Regions from separate parts of the Homo sapiens genome. Here regions 1 and 2 are each linked to region 3. A link is a loop called in an ENCODE intact Hi-C map of the cell type or tissue named here. Cell type or tissue: GM12878. All regions are shown on one strand. Each heading gives the region's core, and the rest is flanking DNA. Links, peaks and the distances in the headings are about the cores only.

Region 1 (6,662 bases), core at 795-5,794, 640 kb before region 3:
TGTACATCTAATGAGCCAGTATTTTATCCTATTCTGATATGTCAGAGAAGGGGGATGATTGGGAGTAAGATAGTATACATGACACTTTTCTCTATTGAGAACTTTTATTCCTCGAGGTGACCCGTTGTCTAGATTGAAGATCAACATATACAAGAGAACTCAAGAATTCCCAACATCACTATGGATTATATTTGAATATCATTGCTTTATTTCTGTGAAAGTGTTCTCAGTCCAGAGCTTGAGAAGGAGTATACACACGCAGAGGGACACATAGGTTACAAATGATACAAAGATATAAGACATATCAGCTACCTATGGCCTATGAAGAATAAGAAAATGAGTTTAATGTAAAACAAAAGTAACCAGAATTTTTGAACATCTTGTTTATGCTATAGATTCAGGGAAACACTCAGTATCTGTTATGCACCATGTGGTCGCAGCAATTGTGAAGTATAGATAATGTTGTAGGCCCAGTGAGCGGCAACAAGGGTCAAAGTCGGTGGTCATGATTTGGTTGCAAGTCTGTCTGACTTCAAGGATCTTGTGTTTCCACTATACATGATGCCTGTGAAAAGATGTTTCCAGGGGAAAGGAACCACCCTTTTGGTGGTTATACATGTGCTCTTCATGTATAATGTTATGCACTTTCATGTATTCCTCACTGAGACCACATAATAATCATGTAAGCGAGGTATAGGTTATCATTCCTACTTAGATTCCAGAGCTGTGAGAGGAGGCTAATTTGTTCAGGATCGCATGACCACAAAGGCATAAACCAGAATTGGAATCCAAACAGTATGACTCTAGGGCAGTACCCTGTGCATACCCTGTGGGCCCTACCTGTCTCACCTCCTGTTTTTTTGAACAGGTGAGCTAAGAACAATAGTTATATTAATAAATGTTCAAAAGAATGATATTATTATTTAATGACAATAATTGTTTACATATTTTCTGTGGCTGTTTTCGTACTATGAATGTTGAGTATTTGTGACAGACTATATGGCCTTCAGAGCCTAAAATATTTAGTTGCTGGCCTTTTACGGAAGAATTTGCTAATCCCTACTCTAAAATCTACATTCTTAGCCTCAGGGCTGTTCTTTTTTCACAAGCTCGTGCCAGGCTTATATTGAGCACTTTTATAATTTGTGGCTTATTTTGTAACATATGAGAGTTTTAAAATAAAAATAAACATCTGAAACATTTTGGATGAATGTGGCACAGATGTGAAATTTTAGGGGCAGCTCAGTAAAACCATAAAATAGATTCTATAATGTATTGTGGGAAAGCATGATAAATGTTTTACTCACAGCATTGCTAGTTCTGTGATTCATTTAAAAAATGTATCTATGTTGACAAATAAAATGATGTTTATTTGTGTGTTACGTCACCAATATATTTAGCTAATTTCTATTTATTTGTATTCATCAGGTTATTTTCCAAAGCAGATAAAAAGTAGAACATTCACTGGAAACTTATGAATAAAGCTACATGCTTAATGGTTTAGCTAATAAGGCCAGAGAAAAAACAAATATGTCTACCTATGAAAAAAATTGTATTTAAGACACCTACTATGTGCTGTGCACTTTTATAGGAGGTAACTCATTTTACTCTTCAAGACTCAGAAGTAAAATAACCACTGCAAGTCATGCAGCGAAGCCGGATCTTGGAACTCCAAATCAGCATCTTTTTGTAAAACATTATAGGACATTTATAATTTCAAGTTGTACATTAGTCTAGAATTACTCATCCAGCTGGACAATGGATTCTGTTTCTATTTATTTGACTCTATTACTTCTGTCTGTTATTAGTTGTTCTAAGTATTACCCATTATTTGACTTTATTACTTCTGTCTGTAGTTTACTAGATGTTCAAAAGTAGCTGAAGATGTAAATGATATTGCCACTACTTCATATCTCACAAAATAGTTGAAGATGCCCTCTTCTCACAGCTCCACTAGGTGGTGCCCCAGTAGGGACTCTGTGGGGTGCTCCAACACCACATTTCCCTTCCATGCCCTAGCAGAGGTTCTCCATGAGTGCCCTACCCCTGCAGCAAGCTTCTGCCTGGCCATCCAGGCATTTCCGTATACCTTCTGAAATCTAGGTGGAGGTTCCCAAACCTCAATTCTTGACTTCTGTGCACTTTCAAGCTCAACATCACATGGAAGCTGCCAAGGCTAGGGGCTTGCACCCTCTGAAGCCAGGGCTTGAGATCTACATTGGCTCCTTTCAGCCACTGCTGGATCAGCTGGACACAGGGCACCAAGTCCGTAGGCTGCGCACAGCATGCAGACCCCAGGCCCAGCCCAAGAAACATTTTCTCCTAGGCCTCTGGGCCTGTGATGGGAGGGGCTGTGACATGCCCTGGAGACATTTTCCCCTCCTCATCTCCATCTGAGACCACCTTATCTTGGACCTTATTGTTCATATCACTATCAGCATTTTTGTCAAAGCAATACAAGTCTCTAGGAAGTTCCAAATTTTCCCACATTTTCCTGCCTTCTTCTGAGCCCTCCAAACTGTTCCAACCTCTGCCTGTAACCCAGTTCCAAAGTTGCCTCCATGTTTTCAGTTATCTTTTCAGCAATGCCCCACTCTACTGGTACCAATTTACTGTATTAGTCTATTTTCATGCTGCTGATAAAGACATACCTGAGACTGGGAAGAAAAAGAGGTTTAATTGGACTTAACAGTTCCACGTAGCTGGGGAGGCCTCAGAATCATGGCGAAGGTGAAAGGCTCTTCTTACATGGTGGCGGAAAGAGAAAATGAGGAAGTTGCAAAAGGGGAAACCCATGATAAAACCATCAGAGCTCATGAGACTTATTCACTATCACAATAACAGTATGGGGGAAACTGGCCCCATGATTCAGATTATCTCAGGGTAATTATGGGAGTGGGAATTATAGGAGTACAGTTCAACATGAGATTTGGTTGGGGACACAGAGCCAAACCATATCAGATGTTAAGCAGAAAGAACTTGTTTTAATAATTCAAGGTTTCAATAAATCTTATTCCAAGTTTGTATAAAAGTTGGAGAGATGACTTTCTTAATTTCCAACCACTCACTTTTTGGTGGTTATCTAAATTTTACAGTTGCAAACAGTAAACATAGAAGTTTAATAAAATCTAAATAAGCAGCAGACTCTTTCATCTTACTCAGAACCAGATAGCATAAATACCAGACTTGATAATGAGAAAAGATAAAGATCTGCTACTATGCTATCTTGAAAGATAGTTTTAGATATTTGTGATAAATGGTTATAGGGAAAATGCATACTGTGTCATCGGTTGCATAATACCAAAGCTGTACCTTAAAAAACTTTGAAATAGGTATTTTTTACATTAAAACAAAATCAGTTATCATCAGTAACTCTTTATGTACTGTAAACATTTATTGTGCTCAAGAAAAAACAGATGGTTTGCACTTAAAAAACTTACAAACTGAAGAAAACAAGGACAGTGTGATTTATGAGTGTGTACTTGTATATCTTTCATAAGGTTCCATTCCTGGTGGGCATGTAATTTGGCACAATGCTTTCGTTCTTCGGAACGCAAATTTGCAATATGTGCCAAGAGTTTTGGAAATGTCCTTACCATTTGAATCAAAACTTTTAACTTCTAGGAATTTGCCTTAAGAAAGATGTAAAATGCGTTCATCATCATGTTAGATATGAATGAAAAATTTTAAAAAATCTGAACAAATAAGTATAAGAAAATGGCTAACATACTATATCCAATTATGTTACTATAGTATAGTAACTATAGTATATCCAAGGTGTGGGCTATTTTGCAATCAATAACATGATGTTAAAAATGTATATCTGCTATCTTGGGGGAACATATTACATTAACTGAAAAAGAAGAACTATTTTCTTAAAAATTTGATTTATTAATATATAATATGCATATACACCTCTATACTTCTATGATAACACTGATTAAAATGTACTATGTTTTCCTTTTTATTTATGCATGTTCCCCACTACACCAAACAAATCCAAGGGAAAGGATTGTGTCATTCACTAGTGTAGTGTCCTTATTGTGCATAATGCTCGGTATGTTGTAGATAAACTGTAACTTCTTTTGAGTAAATAAGAAAGATGAGAGAAAATCTGGTGGTCTTTGTATAATGGAATTATACTTTTTTTACATTTACATTTTATATTTTATTTAGTACTTTCTTATTTATATAATCAGAACAGACAATTTAAAAAGTAATAGTAAATTTATATATTGAAAAAGAGAGATGGCATCTTTTTTCCAAAACTGCTGGCTTAGGTATATAGTGTTGAAATGGTTCTTTCTAATTTAGCTCTAGTTTAAATAACCCTCTCTTAATGGGCCAGCCTACAAGATCATATCTGTTGCATGGCTTCCTTTCTACCCCATGGTATTCTTTTACAGAATGAAGTATCCAACAGTGCAATGCTGAATCATTATTAGCTCTAATTTGGGAAATCGAGCCTTGAAGTAATAAGTGTTTGGGGTCTGATTCTGTGAATGCTACTCACTCTCAGCTTTCCTTTCATCAAAGGAGCTTGTCTTCATTTGCAAACATTTCTTTTCTCTTCAAAACATCTTTCACAGTGCCTTTGCCAGGTAAATACATTCCTTCCTGAAATATTAAATCAATACATCAAATTAATTGCCGCGAGTTTTGAGACCTGACACCAAAAGAGAATACACAGCCTCTAGCTCAATTCAGAGGTCACTATGCTGAATTGCTTTCACAATCTTTGAATTATGCATTTGAAATGTTTGCTGCTGTATCTTGATTGGAATGTATTTTTTAGTGTGAAAATAATTGACAGGAATTAGTGTTTTTTTCCTTTTCAAAGAAAAATTCAGGATCACATGGAAGCCTCTTGCATGATTAGCAAACAAGACACACCTTCCAGATTTATTTACTTCAATCAATAGATTGCAAATGTCCTAATGTAACTTGAATACGTCATCTGTGCTTGGTTGCCAAGAAGATAATCTGACTCTTGGTTTTATTTCCTCAACCATATCCTTCACTGAGAATCTGGAGAAAATCCCTCAACATTTTCATCAAAGGGATGTTTGATGTAGAAAATCTTAGCTACAAGAAAACCAAGGATCCAATACAATAAAGGAGAGTTTCTATTTGCACGTGTTATGAAACTTCAGCCCACTGTTTTCTTACCTAGCTAATCTTATGCTTTAATGTCCAAGCTTGTATAGAATTCAAAAAGTGATCAGGAATTAGCCTATAGGATGCTTTTGTAAAAATTAGAAAAAGGTACTCCTGGTGGACAAATCAGTTAGGAAAAAGAATCTCCTTGAGTGGATCCTGGGGTGCAAGGTTAGTCACTGGCACACTGTTTCCCGTTTGGCTTAGATTCTTTGTGAAATGCACAAATGCCCAACCTGGGATAGCAGCTCTTGGGTAAAGGATGAGTGTATGAGAATTGTATGAAGCATCTGAGAGGTATGGTATGAAAGATGCCCTGTAGCACCTGGGAACACATCCAAATCTCAATTGGCATGGGTCACGTGTAGCTACAGGTCTCAGAAATAGTTCTTGGCCATTTCAGAGAATACTATTCATGCTGTTGCCAAATTCAAAGCATGAGGAACAGCTGATTTTTATATATTGCTGATGTTTGACACATAAAATGGCAATTTTCTATGATTCAACCTAAATAAGTCCCCTATTAGTAGTGCTTGGCCATTTTCTAATGTTTTGATTAAAATGCTACTTGTCTCTTATCCCTACACCTCAATGTCTTGATATTCCTCCCCCCCCCCACCCCACTACATAAATTGAGCTGTTATCTTAAATGGCAGCCATCTCTGTCTGGAGCTGTTAATTCTTGATACTGTTGAAAATAACTTTGATTTGATCTTATTGCTACTGTCAGCACACTGAGTGGGTGCCAGTTTCAGGACACAATAGTAGGTGAGGGACTTTTTAATCAGTGAAAAGTTTGTAGCAGAAGAGTCACTAGTATTATTTGTTAAATCTACCTAGAAACATGAAACAATTGGAATAATTACTGGACAAATATTTTACAAAAATGCATGTAGTGTTTTTATAGGTTATAATGCTTACAGTGAGCTTCAAGAAACTCTAGAACTTATGCTTCTGTGCTTTGCTGCTTTGTTTATTATAGGGAAAGAAAAGAAGATAGGAAGGAAGGAAAGAAGTTAAATATTCTTTCATGAATGGATAAACTGTTAGAGTTTATCCTACAGTTGAGTAGTTCAATTGGAGCAAATAGATGTACAGCAGATCCTTGAATAATATTGTTTCATTCAAGTCATTTATTATAACATTGATGAGAAAAAAACATCAGTTCCCAGCCTGGGCCACTGTCTGTGTGGAGTTGGCTTGTTCTCTTGTGTGGATTTTCTCTGGGTACTCTGGTTTCCTCTCACGTGTCAAAGATGTACACGCTAGGTAATTTTGTGTCTGGAATTGGTGGGTTCTTGGTCTCACTGACTTCAAGAATGAAGCCATGGACCCTCGCGGTGAGTGTTACAGTTCTTAAAGGCGGCGTGTCTGGAGTTTGTTCCTTCTGATGTTCGGATGTGTTCGGAGTTTCTGCTTTCTGGTGGGTTCGTGGTCTCACTGGCTCAGGAGTGAAGCTGCAGACCTTCGCGGTGAGTGTTAAAGCTCATAAAGGCAGTGTGGAG
Region 2 (6,662 bases), core at 1,028-6,027, 380 kb before region 3:
TTCTTTCCCATGTTTGGCTTCTTCCATCCTAATAGATGGAAGGGCACAATTCTAAGGTCTCAGTAGGCTAGCCCTCAATCTTCTTTATCTCTCTCAAGACTTCATTGATTTTGTTGTTTATTTATATAAATTTATGGGGTAGAAGTTTAATTTTGTTACATAGATATACTGACTAGGGGGAATCACTGCTTTTAATGTATTTATCACCTAAATAATATATATTATACTCATAAGTAATATCTTATCCTCCCCAAAGGCTTCATTGCAATGAGCTCCATTTCTCTCTTTTGTCTAATTTACTTCCTTTTTGTTTCTCCAACCTCCAAAAGTCTAGTCTTTTTTTTAAAAAAGTTATCCCCAGTAGAGATTAGAGATGACTAGAAGTTCTTCATGTTGTGTAAAGGATATAAAAATTTTATGTAGAAGGGACTCAAAATTGGATAAGACTGCCCTCTTCAAAACATTTAAAACTTCTGAGTCCTCTTCTAGATGTTAGAACAAGAAAATTGGGGTCAATAAAGGTTTTCTGTTCAAAGTTTCATGCATTTTTTTCTTAAGGAGAGAATGTCTGTAATGTATCACATTTCCAGAAAAATCTATGACACAGAAAAGGTTAAAGCAGTGCTTGAGCAACCTTGCATCATGAGCTATTTGGGTCGGCTTTATGGGAATCATCAAAACCCTGTGCTGGATTAAATTCTACAGTACATCAGGCATTTATTCTTTCAGCTCAAGTAACAGCATTAACTGCTGGAGAAAGTACCTGAGAAAACTTATGGTTGGGTAAGGAACACTGAGAGTCAGGATGCATGGCCTGTGACAGACATTCTGTTCTTAACTTGATGGATGAAGTTGCAGCAGGATGAGCCACAGACTAGAACCCCTCAGACAACAATTTGTAGAAGGAAAGGGCTTTATTCACCTGGGAGCATCGGCAGACTCACGTCTCCAAAAACCGAGCTCCCCGAGTGAGCAATTCTTGTCCCTTTTAAAGGCTTACAACTCTAAGGGTGTCCATGTGAGAGGGTCGTGATCGATTGAGCAAGCAAGCAGGCAGTACGTGACTGGGGGCTGCATGCACCTGCACCGGTAATTAGAATGGAAGAGAACAGGACAGGGATTTCCACAGTGCTTTTCCATACAATGTCTATAATCTATAGATAACGTAACCCATTAGGTCAGGGGTCAGTCTTTAACTACCAGGCCCCAGGGTGTGGCGCCGGGCTGTCTGCCTGTGGATTTCATTTCTGCCTTTTAGTTTTTACTTATTCTTTCTTTGGAGGCAGAAATTGGGCATAAGACAATATGAGGGGTGGTCTCCCTCTTTATTCCCCTCCCTTTGAGAACCTCACTCATTAGTGGGAGTTTTCACTTTTATTTTTACTACCTATGTCTTTTTGCAAGACAGATCGATAGTAATTCATACAGTACACTTGTGCCAAAGCATTTTTGTGAACTAAGGTAGCAGTGAAGCTTTTTATCATTTGAAGAAGTACAGGTAGTAAACAAGGAAGCAATAAGCAGGTTCTTATTACTATTATAACTCTTATTATAAAAGTTTTAAATTCTCCTAGCGCTGGGAGCCATTTTTTAAACATGGCCTTAGGATTAAATCCATGCCACACTTGCACAGGCACATGTGTCAGTTTTGTCATATTTTTAACTATGTCTTCAACTACTTGTCCTTGATCATCTATGTGTAGACAGCAATTAGTAAGGTTAAATTTCCTACAGACCCCTCCTTCAGCTGCTAGCAAGTAGTAGAGAGCTAATCTATTTTGATAGATAGTATTTCTCATCTGAGTTTCTTGCCAGAGCAGAATAGTCAAGGCTCTGCCGGTTTTATTAGTGATTATTTCTAAGACAGCTTGTAACCGTATGATTTGATTGATCCTGTAAATGGGAGTCTGGTATCCCCACGAGCTGTCTTGTGTCTAAGTAGCAGGCCTATGATATTGTATGATTTTTTTTCAGGGGGCTATTTTTTTTTTAATTTTTTATAACTATGCTTCTCTTTTTGTGGGAAGCATAGACAGGGAAGCTAGGAGTTTGCCTGTTTTTATGGGCAGTAGGAAGAAAGATGGTTTAAGAGTGCCAATAACACAACTACCTGCCCACTGGTCAGGTAATTTCGCATAAGCTCTATGCCCACATATCCAGTATAATCCAGTGGGGGCTGTCCAGTCCTGGTGGGACTCCAGGTAGGTCCACACGGTTTGCAACTTTGGGAATTTACTAAATGGATTCCTTTTTGTGTGATTTGAACTCCACCCAGTGACTGTTTTCGTGTTACCACTATACAGTTTCTGTCCTAGACAACTAAGTCATCCTACAGGGTGAGTGGATTTTTTTTTTCTAGCTATGCAATACTGTCCAATAATTGAGGCTTTTAGGACTAGAAATTGTCAGGGTGATTTTTCTGAGCCGGGAATTCATCAGGAACTGGGTCTGTAGGTACTAATTTTCATGCTTCCTATGGCTGTTGATCTCCTGTTACAGTTTCTCCACATACATAACATGAAGTGACATTGAGAAACTGGGCTACATGCTCGGCTAATTGCAAAAACAAATTTCTTGGGTTTTTTTTGGAATTTCTGGTACTGGCACATTTAGTTCATCATAGAAAGTTTAAAACACTGGCTCAGGAGAGCGTTTGTAAACTTTTCCTGAAACTAAGATATTTACTCAAGGATCCAGTCTGGCCCCATCGATTCCTAAGGTCACACGTTCCCCTTTTTTTCACTGAGGATCAAGGGGATTGGTTATTACTAGCTCTAAGGAGTTACATTGTCCCTTAGTACAGGAAGGGCCATTTTTTTCTTTTTTGAAGGTGGACTGGATCATTTTTATTTTTTATTCAAATGGCCTAAATGACACAAGACCAGTATTTACATTTATATTTATATAGTCCTAATTTATGACAAATTTACTTACTTTTGGTCATATAGTCTTTTTTTTAATTAAGAGAGTCACATTTCCTTTCTAACTTATTGCTATTAATGACAGCACAGGCATCAAATTTCAAGATTATGCATTTGGGCACCCCCTTTCTTTTGTTCTGGCTAATACTTTACTTGTATTATTTATGAGTCCTCACCAGTCTTTAGTTCTTAATCTTATTTTAAAAACTGTGGACATGGGAGGCCCAGAGGGGTCATAACACACATCTGGCTGGTCGTTTCCTGGGCTACATACCTTGTACTGAGTGTCATTATATAAACATGCTCCTTTTAAAGTTTCTAGGCATTCATAGTAACTATAGAACAGAAAGATTGTTTTACTTTCTTGTCTTACCTCAGTAACCTGATGTATACACTAAGAGTAGTCTTTCATGCGGGGAAAATCAGTGGAAGTTTTTACTATACAAGTCCAAATTATAAGGAAAATGAGTTTTACGATGATTCTCCTCATGCTTCAGCCGTGCGTAGACCAGTCAGCTTCTGGATGTGACTGGAGCAGGGCTTGTCGTCCTCCTCAGAGTCACTTTGCAGGGCTTGTCCAGGCTCGGTTTTGTCTCCTAGTTTTCAGTGGCTGTAGGTTTCACATGGCTGTTGTGGATCCAGGCTGGGATTCCTTCTACCTTTACAGCCGTGGGGGTGGTCAGGATGATGGTTTGAGGTCCTTTCCACGGTGGCTGTAAAGGGGCTACGTTCCAGTCCTTGATCCACACGCGATCACCTGGAAAGAAAGGATGAACTGGGGAGAATAAGCTGATGGGACACCTCTTATTTACCTAAGTTGAGATTGTTTGTGTAATTTTTCTTAAAGCCTGTAGCTGTCACTGTAATTCAATTTCACCTAACTCTCGGGGAGTGCCTGGAAGTCTCTGTAGTATAGGAGGAGGCCTATGATACAGTATTTCATAAGGGGAGTATTCTGTTTTCTTAGAAGGAGTGCATTTAATTTTAAACAATACCATAGGAAGGGCCTGTATCTATTTTAATCCTGTTTTCTGACATACTTTTTTAAAACTATTTTTGATAGTCCGATTCATTCACTCCACCTTTCCGGAACTCTGAGGTCGGTAGGCGGCATGTAGCTTCCAAGTGATTCCTAATGCCTTTGCTGTTTTCTGTACCAAGTCGCTCACAAACCTGTTACCTGAGCCGATTCGTAAGGGCAGTCTAAACCTAGGAATAAGATCTCAGAGAAGCACACGGGTTACTTCATAGGCCTTTTTAGTTTGTGTTGGATCAGCCTCCACCTACCTAGAGTAAGTACACACAAGAACCAGCAAATACTTGTTACCTCCACATTTTGGCATTTCTGTGAAATTTACCTGAAGATCCTCAAAAGGAGCTGCTCCATAAGCTTGTGTGCCAGGTGGAACAGTGGGGCTTTGCCTCACATTGTGCTGTTGGCAAGTAACGCACTGTTGTGCTACTGCTTTGGCAAGGGCTGGCAAATGTGAGATGTAGAAGTACTGGCCTAACAACTTTTTAAGTGACTCTTGACCTTAGATGAGTAGTTTTGTGCACGGCCAATACGATTGTGGCTCCCAGAAACTGTGGCACAGCTACCTTCCTATCTGGCAGTCTGATCTATCCTCCTTTTATTACTTGCCCCCTTTCTGCATGGAAAAAGTCTTTTTCTTCCTTAGAATAGGTAGGTACCAGGTCAGGTGTTTGAGGGAGTAATGGGGCTGCTACCGATGCCCAGTAAGGGGTAGATGCTGCTTTTCGAGCTTCTGAATTAGCTCGAGAGTTTCCTAGGGCCACTGAGGTGGAGGCTCGCTGGTGTCCCCTGTAGTGCATGACTGCCACCTTTTGAGGTTTTTACACTGCCTCTAATAATTGTAGAATTTCTTGTTGATATTTTATGTCCTTTCCCCCAGGGTTTAACAGGCCCTTTTTCTTGTATAATGCTCCATGCACTTGAGAATTAGAAAGGCATATCGAGAGTCAGTGTAGATGTTTACAGTCTTACTTTTACTGAGTTCTAGAATCTGAGTTAAAGCAATGAGCTCAGCCTTCTGGGCTGAAGTGCCCTGTGGCAATGGTTTGGCTTCAATGACAGCATCCAAAGTTACCACCACATATCCTGCACATCTTTCATCTTGTGGGTTGATGAAGCTGCTCCCATCTACATATAACTCCCAGTCTACTGAGATGCCCATGGCTGGTCCTGAAGGTCAGGTCTGCTAGAATAGACTGAGCCCAACACCTCTACACAGTTATGCTCAACCAGCCTTTCTGATAATGGGAACAGGGTGGTGGGATTTAGGTTGTTACAGACTTCAATTGTTATCTGGGGATTTTCACAAAGCAAGCTTTGGTACTTGGTTAATTTAGCATTTGTTAGCCAATGATGTCCTTTGGTATTCATCAAGGTTACCACAGCATGGGGGGCTTTTATATTCAGCTTTTGCCCAAGGGTTAGTTTATCTGCTTCTTGTGCTAACAGGGCCGTTGCTGCCAGGGCCCTTAGACATGGTGGCCGGCCTTTGGAAACCCCATCTAGTTGTTTTGAGAGATAGGCCACTGGTCTTGGCCAGGGCCCCACAGTCGGTTAAAACTGTAACTGCCATTTTTTTTCTTTTTGACACATAGAGTGTAAAGGGCTTTGTCAAATCTGGTAGTCCTAGGGCACAGGCCAACGTAAGTTTTTCCTTTAACTTACAAAAGACTAGCTCTTGTAGAGGCTCCCATTTAAAAGTTACCGGTCGCCCCCCTTTGTAGCCCCGTACAAAGGTTGGGCTAGTACTGCAAAGTTTGGAATCCATAATCTGTAAAACCTTACAGCTCGTAGGAATTCCCTTACTTGCCTTCTGGTTTTAGGTTCCAGTAGGCTGCAGATGACCTGCTTTCTTCCTGACTCCAGGCTGCGCTCCCCTTTCCGAATAGTGAATCCCAGGTAGCATACCTGCTGTCTGCAGATCTGAGCTTTCTTCTTGGACACTTTCTACCTACAGTCCTCCAGGTGCTGAAGTAGGACATCCGTACTTTTTGCGCACCCGACTGCCAAGGAGTGTCCCAGCAGAAGGTCGTTCATGTACAAAAGCAAGATGCAGCCTAGGTCTTTAGCAGGAAACTTTTGCAGGTCTTGAGCCAGGGCCTCCCTGAAGATAGTAGGGGAGTTCTTGAACCCTTGGGGAAGCCGGGTCCAAGTGTACTGAGTAGTCACACCTGACTCCGGATCTTCCTACTGAAAGGCAAACAGCTTCTGGCTCTCAGGAGCTAGTCTGATGCTAAAGAAGGCATCTTTTAAGTCCAGACAGGTAAACCAACTGTCCTTAGCAGGCAGTAGCCCTAACAATGTGTAACGGTTAGGAACTGTTGGGTGCAGAGTCACTGTAGCTTGGCTGACCAAGCGCAAGTCCTGCACTGGCCGGTAGTCCTTTGTCCCTGGCTTAGGGACAGGCAGGAGGTAGGTGTTCTATGGAGACTGGCAAGGAACTATAGTTCTAAATTATAGGTGCTTTTAAGCGCCTGAGATGAACCTGGATTCCCTCAAGAGCTTCTCTGGGAACCGGATACTGCTTTTGTCTAATTGGCTGGGCCCCAGGCTTAACTTCTGTGAGTACGGGTGCTTGATTGACTGCCAGTCCCAGAGGATTATCCTCTGCCCATATTTGGGGCCATCGCTTAGCTAGACTGGTTTTATCTCTTGGCCTGGCTCGGTTAGAAAAAGTCTCTATTCTTTTTCCTGGGGGACCGTAAGGG
Region 3 (6,662 bases), core at 757-5,756:
CGCAGGCTCAACACCACATGGAAGCTGCCACAGCTTGGGGCTTCCACCCTCTGAAGCCACAGCCTAGGCTGTATGTTGGCCCCTCCCGGTCATGGCTGGAGCAGCTGGGACACAGGGCACCAAGTCCCTAGGCTGCACACAGCACAGGGACCTTGGGCCCAGCTCACAAAACCACTTTTCTTCCAGGCAGCCAGGCCCGTGATGGGAGGGGCTGTCGTGAAGGTCTCTGACATGCCTGGAAACATTTTCTCTATGGTCTTGGGGATTAACATTAGGCTCCTTGAAATAGAAACGCTTTTACACTGTTGGTGGGACTGTAAACTAGTTCAACCATTGTGGAAGACAGTGTGGCAATTCCTCAGGGATCTAGAACTAGAAATACCATTTGACTCAGGCATCCATTACTGGGCATATACCCAAAGGATTATAAATCATGCTGCTATAAAGACACATGCACACGTATGTTTATTGCAGCACTATTCACAATAGCAAACACTTGGAACCAACCCAAATGTCCATCAATGATAGACTGGATTAAGAAAATGTGGCACATACACACCATGGACTACTATTCAGCCATAAAAACGGATGAATTCATGTCCTTTGTAGGGACATGGATGAAGCTGGAAACCATCATTCTCAGCAAACTAGCGCAAGGACAAAAAACCAAACACCACATGTTCTCACTCATAGGTGGGAATTGAACAATGAGAACACATGGACACCGGAAGGGGAACATCACACACCGGGGCCTGTTGTGCGGTGGGGGAAGGGGGGAAGGATAGCATTAGGAGATATACCTAATGTTAAATGACGAGTTAATGGGTGCAGCACACCAACATGGCACATGTATACGTATGTAACTAACCTGCACGTTGTGCACATGTACCCTAGAACGTAAAGTATAATAATAATAATAATAATAATAAATTAGGATCCCTGCTACTTATGCAAATTTCTGCAGCCAGCTTGAATTTCTCCCCAGAAAATGGGATTTTCTTTTCTATCACATAGGCAGGCTGCAAATTTTCTGGGTTTTTATGCACTTATTTCCTTATTAAAACTAATGCCTTTAACACACCCAAGTCACCTCTTGAATGCTTTGCTGCTTAGAAATTTCTTCCACCAGATATCCTAAATCATCTTTCTCAAGTTCAAAGTTCCACAAATCTCTAGGGCAGGGGCAAAATGCCGCCAATCTCTTTGCTAAAACAACAAGAATCACCTTTGCTCCAGTTCCCAACAATTTCCTTATTTCCATCTGAGACCACCTCAGCCTGAACCTTATTGTCCATATTGCTATCAGCATTTTGGGCAAAGCCATTCAACAAGTCTCTAGGAAGTTCCACAGTTTCCCACATTTTCCTATCTTCTTCTGAGCCTGAGCCCTCCAAACTGTTCCAACAACTGCCTGTTACCCACTTCCAAAGTCACTTCCACATTTTTGGGTATCTTTTCAGCAATGCCCCACTCTACTGGTACCAATATCTGTATTAGTCAGGGTTCTCTTAGAGGGACAGAACTAATAGAATAGATAGATAGATAGATAGATAGATAGATAGATAGATAGATAGATAGACAGACAGGAGTTTATTAAGTATTAGCTTACATGATCACAAGGTCCCACAACAAGCTGTCTGCAAGCTGAGGAGCAAGGAGAGCCAGTCCAAGTCCCAAAACTGAAGAACTTGGAGTCAGATGTTCAAGCTCAGGAAACATCCAGCATGGGAGAAAGATGTAGGCTGGGAGGCTAGGCCCGTCTCTCCTTTTCACATTTTTCCTCCTGCTTTACATTTGCTGGCAGCTGATTTGATTGTGCCGACCAGATTAAGGGTGGATCTGCCTTTCCCAGCCCACTGACTCAAATGTTAATCTCTTTTGGCAACACTTTTACAGACACACCCAGGATCAATACTTTGTATCCTTCAATCCAATCAAGTTGACACTCACTATTAACCATCACAAGTGTGAATAATTGTGAGCTTAGTCACATAAATGTCACAAAGCTCAAAGCCTTCTCGCTCAAAGTGAGATCCCAGAGCAGCTGCATCATATCACCTGGAAGCTTTGGAAATGCGTAATCTCAGGCTCCACCCTGGACATACTGAATCGGAATCTGCATTTTAACAAGATCTACAGGTGATTTATATGCACATTAAAATTTAAAACACACTAACTTAGAGGATATCAAATATAAATTTATTCATTCCCTATTGTCCCCAATTCACACTTCCTCCTAGCAAAATTTTTATATCTGTAAATCTTTTTTTAGTTTTTGTTACTCTTTTTCATTAATGGATGTGCTAGTCTATCTGTAAATCTCAGTAATTCAGATAGGTATATTTACTGCAGAAGATGATTAATTTACCGCTGACCAAAAATTCTAATCATGAAAATATTTCTAACAGGGCAAACTACAGGCTGGATCTCTGGACAAAAGAGCATTCTTAGTCTGTCTAAATTACTAGTTAACCACCACCTAACAACTGAGAGACTAGGCATGGGGAGTGCCTTTTTAAAAAGATAAGCGTATGTTAATCACTTCAAGGTATTAATATATATAATTTACTCCAAGAGAATGAAAAAGACTTTCCCTCTGCTCAGGTGAAGGTGTGTTCACCTCTATTTACAGAGTAGAAAATCTGGCAGAGTAATTACAGATGGAATAAGAGCTATAAGCTCCAGATTACTCTCAGGAAACATTTCTTAGTCTAAATGCACTTTTTAATTAGCTCTTCCAATAGCATCATGCTAATTGGCTAATTCGGGAATGATATGAGACCCCATGTGCTTTAAAGAAAATCTGTTTGTTGATATATTTATTTGCAACTGAGACTGTCTTATTGCTGGCAGGACAGATATTATTAAAACAGAATCACCTGCTTATTTTAACCAGGTTTTTTTAATGAACACACATGAATTGGATTATCCCTAGGGTTTCAGGAGGAAGTATTAGCATTCTGAGTGATGGGAAATTGCCACTTAGCTGGGAAATAAATGAGCTTTAAATAGATCCCATTATTTTTTGCGAGGTTATTACTGTAAATGTTTTATAATAGAAGAAATGCCTTTCAAGTCTATCCTCATTGTTGGTTTATGATTGGGGTGTTAACCTCTAACTAGCCCAGCTCTTCACGTCAAGCCATGGTGAGCTTTCATAAGTGGTTACTACATAAAATAAAATTACCCTTTATTGGCCCATATAATATTTCCAACAAGTTCCTTGGTTAACCATGCTGTGAACAAAATGTATTAAGTTTATTTGCCTGAGCTAGGAAACAGTAGTCTTTAAAACTTTTTATAGGTTCAATATATTCTACTATTAACGAGACTATCCTGAACACTATGGAAACATAGTTTAGGTGAGAACATGGTGATATATTTGAATATTTATTTATATCTCATCTGAGTATTTCACATTGTTTTACTTCTTTCTCTAACAGATGACACTTTATGATCCAAGCAAATCTCCTCTCTAGGTTGCTAGTACTATTTAAAATGTGCCTTTTCAGCCTAATTTCTGCCACCAAATAATAATTTTAAAAAAGAAAGTGCATAGATCATCCTGGATTTTGCAAAGCGTTGTGGTAGACTTCTTCCTCCAGCTTAACATTCTCTTTTCAGCTGCTGCTATTCCACACAGTTGGCTAAGGTTCATCGCTAAGTTTGGAAATGCTAGGGTGCCCCCTACCGTTAAAATGGGAAATCACGTTTCTTAGCCACGCCATTCAAAGAACAATATTCTCCCAAAAAGGGTATTTAACCAAAGCACAGATAAGCAATTAGTCACACCGATGGATGGCTGGATGGATGGATGGATGGGAGACAGAGGCAGGTAGTAAATCTACCTGAGGATAAATTTGAAATTTTGAAGTTAGAAGCTACTTGAGTATTCATCTGGTCTAGAGATCTGTGGGAGATAGGGTGACTGAATATCACATGGTCAAAAGTATACACGTATATGCATTTTTCTAAAATAATAGTGTGTATAGCTATCATCATTATTTCAAAGGTATACATAACCTGGGTCACTCTCTCTCCACTACCTTCCCTGTCATCTTTCTTGGTGGTATCAGTGTCCCTGTAGGTGATTCATCTACTTAACATCAGACTTCTCACTTCTTGAACTCCCTTTTTTAATGAACCTGTTCTCCACCTACTTTAGTCACTCAGGCCCATTATCACACCCTAAATTTTATTACCAACATCTCTACCACCTGCAGAATCTCATTTGCAGGCATTCCACTCTGATCACCAACACTTATTTTTCTAGCTTATTTTTTATAGTATTCCTCTACAACTTTTGACCCATAGGAATGGCCCAGTTCATTATCCCTGCCATTTTTTCAGTACCATCTCATTTCTGAACTTCTTCCTGACAGATCTTAGTCTCCATGTCACGTCACTAGAACTATTTCCTTGCATAAATTCAACTTTGTGCCTCCCTCCCACCATTTTATTCCGCAGGTAAAATTCCAGCCCTAGTCAAATATAAATCTCCATTTATTCCAGATCCAAAGTCTAGTAGTTGCATAAGAAAAAAACTGACTGAAGAAAAACACAAAACCAAGTGACCAATCTCATTTTAAATTTATAATTAAAAAATTCAAGAGGGCTTGCAGTCCTACTATGTTTTCTAGTCAAGTCACTGCCTCACTCTCTAAATCAGTTCTCCTTCCTCACCTTTCGTCCAGCCCTCAACACACCCTCCTCCTTTCTTACTCTCAGCTGATAACCCTTTTTTATATATACAACTTGCCATCCTGTTGTCCTCTTATACAACTGACAGCTGTTCCAAAGAAACCTCTCCACTTCTACACTGTATCCCAACCCCTTTCCCAACTCAAGAATTTGCTCCTGTAATTATTTCCTCTTACTCCTTTATTCTCCTCAACTATACAATTCCTATCAACACGAATTGTGCTATAAAATCTCATATGTTTAAAAAGCATCTTTTCTCTGCCCTCTTTAAAAAAAAAAAAACAGTGTCTTACTCTGTTGCCCAGGCTGGAGTGCAGTGGCACACTCTAGGCTCACTGCAAACCTCCGCCTTCCAGGTTCAAGCGATTCTCATGCCTCAGCCCCCCCAGTAAGTGGGACTACAGGTGAGCATCACCACACCTGGCTAATTTTTGTATTTTTAGTACAGATGGGGTTTTGCCATGTTGGCCAGGCTTGTCTCAAACTCCTGGGCTCCAGCAATCCTCCCGCCTCAGCCTCCCAAAGTGCTGGGATTACAGACATGAGCCACCACACCCGGCCCTCTCTGCCCTCTTCATAGCAGAGTTTGTTAAAGAGTTCTCCATCATACACACTACTTACCTCCTAAACTTTTGTGAACCCATTTTCATGAAACTGCGACTCCACTACTGGCATCAAAAGAGCTCCTGTCAAGGTTGCCAGTAACATCCAATTGTCAAACTTCATGGTCAATTCTCAGGCTTCACCTTTACCTCCAAATAGCATTGTCAGTTGATTTCTCCCTCCTTCTTAAAATACCTCTTCACTTGAGTAAGTGCTCCATAAACGTCTGTTGAATTAATGACCCCAAAAATATTAAGAGTGCAGAACCAATCCCAGATTCCAGTGCAAATGAAAGAGCAGGGCTTAACCTTCTCATCTAAGTTTTACATAGGTGATAGATGGCTTAAATTGGGACTTGGCATTGATGGGCCAATCTTTATTCTTCCAATATTCTGTGAGTGATTGCATACTGTTGTCCCTGTTTAGTCTGTATATCTTTTTCATTAGTTCCCCAAAGATTTATGGAGCACTACTCCATGCCAGGTAATGTGTATCTAGAAATTTGTCAATTTGGATTATGTCCTCAGAAAACGTATACTATAAATTAAATAGAAGAGGCAAGTATATAGCTAATTATCAGACAAAATACAAAGTAATTGTTGTCTCACAAAGGCACAGAGAACTAAGCAAGTTCAAAGGAAAGACAGATTCTTTGTAGCCAGAGAATGATTCCGGGAAATTTTGTAACAATAGTAAACTTTGAACTATTCCTTAAAAAAGATGTAGAATGTAGGCATGTAGAAAGTGGGGAAAGGAGGATGGAAGTATTTCCAGGGGAAGATATGAGTATAGTGGATAGCAGTCACAGAAACGTCATATAGTTCAGTTCTTGCTGAAGCAAAGAATAGATGAAAGGGAGTGATATGAAATGAGGTCAAAAAGAAGCATTAGAGGAAAACACTGTAGGGCCTTATGATGCTAGGCTAAGAATGTACATTTTTCTAAAAAATGGGAAAACTGTTGAAAGTTTTAAGGTATAGTAGTGGCAAGATTGTAAAGGCTGGAATAGAATGGACTATAAGTAGAAAAAATCATCAAAGCATAGGTGAAGCACTGTCAAACAAGGAGAATGCCTGTGAATGGAGAGGTAGTGACAGATTACAGATGTTCCAGAAATTGAATAGGTACGGTGGAAGGCAGTTCTCCCAAAAGTGATCTATAAATGTGGCACAATCCCAATAAAAATCCAGGAAAGATTTTTATGCAAATAAATAAGCTGATTCTTTTTTTTTTTTTTTTTTTTTTTTTTTGAGACGGAGTCTTGCTCTGTCGCCCAGGCTGGGGTGCAGTGGCGCGATCACAGCTCACTGCAAGCTCCGCGTCCCGGGTTCACACCATTCTCCTGCCTCACCCTCCCG

Evidence for each region. Hi-C counts contacts between places; a loop is a spot of excess contacts. Peaks named below come from ENCODE experiments on the same cell type or tissue, not always from the same donor. Only the 100,000 strongest peaks of a DNase experiment are listed, where the experiment ranks them.
Region 1: it touches region 3 in a loop (3-fold over the local background); 6 of 110 quality-filtered maps call a loop at or near these places.
Region 2: a loop joins it to region 3, with 2.9 times the contacts of the local background. A loop is called at or near these places in 2 of 110 quality-filtered maps.

What each region holds. Positions count from the first base shown.
Region 1 is chr3:19,227,298-19,233,959 of GRCh38, forward strand. All of the region lies in intron 1 of KCNH8 (potassium voltage-gated channel subfamily H member 8), which reads left to right. Among named protein-coding and RNA genes, the nearest start is that of KCNH8, 82 kb to the left of the region's middle. RefSeq lists an enhancer at 6,537-6,662. In GM12878, for the core only: no CTCF peak of the experiment used is centred there; a DNase peak (open chromatin) is centred at 2,817.
Region 2 is chr3:19,481,057-19,487,718 of GRCh38, forward strand. All of the region lies in intron 11 of KCNH8 (potassium voltage-gated channel subfamily H member 8), which reads left to right. LOC105376982 (a long non-coding RNA gene) reads right to left here and starts at 5,910. Exons shown (of 3, transcript XR_940640.3): 1 at 3,295-5,910. In GM12878, for the core only: no CTCF peak of the experiment used is centred there; no DNase peak of the experiment used is centred there.
Region 3 is chr3:19,863,245-19,869,906 of GRCh38, forward strand. No RefSeq gene overlaps it. Among named protein-coding and RNA genes, the nearest start is that of EFHB, 68 kb to the right of the region's middle. RefSeq lists an enhancer at 1,277-2,476. In GM12878, for the core only: a CTCF peak has its summit at 3,699 (motif pointing left); a DNase peak (open chromatin) is centred at 3,677.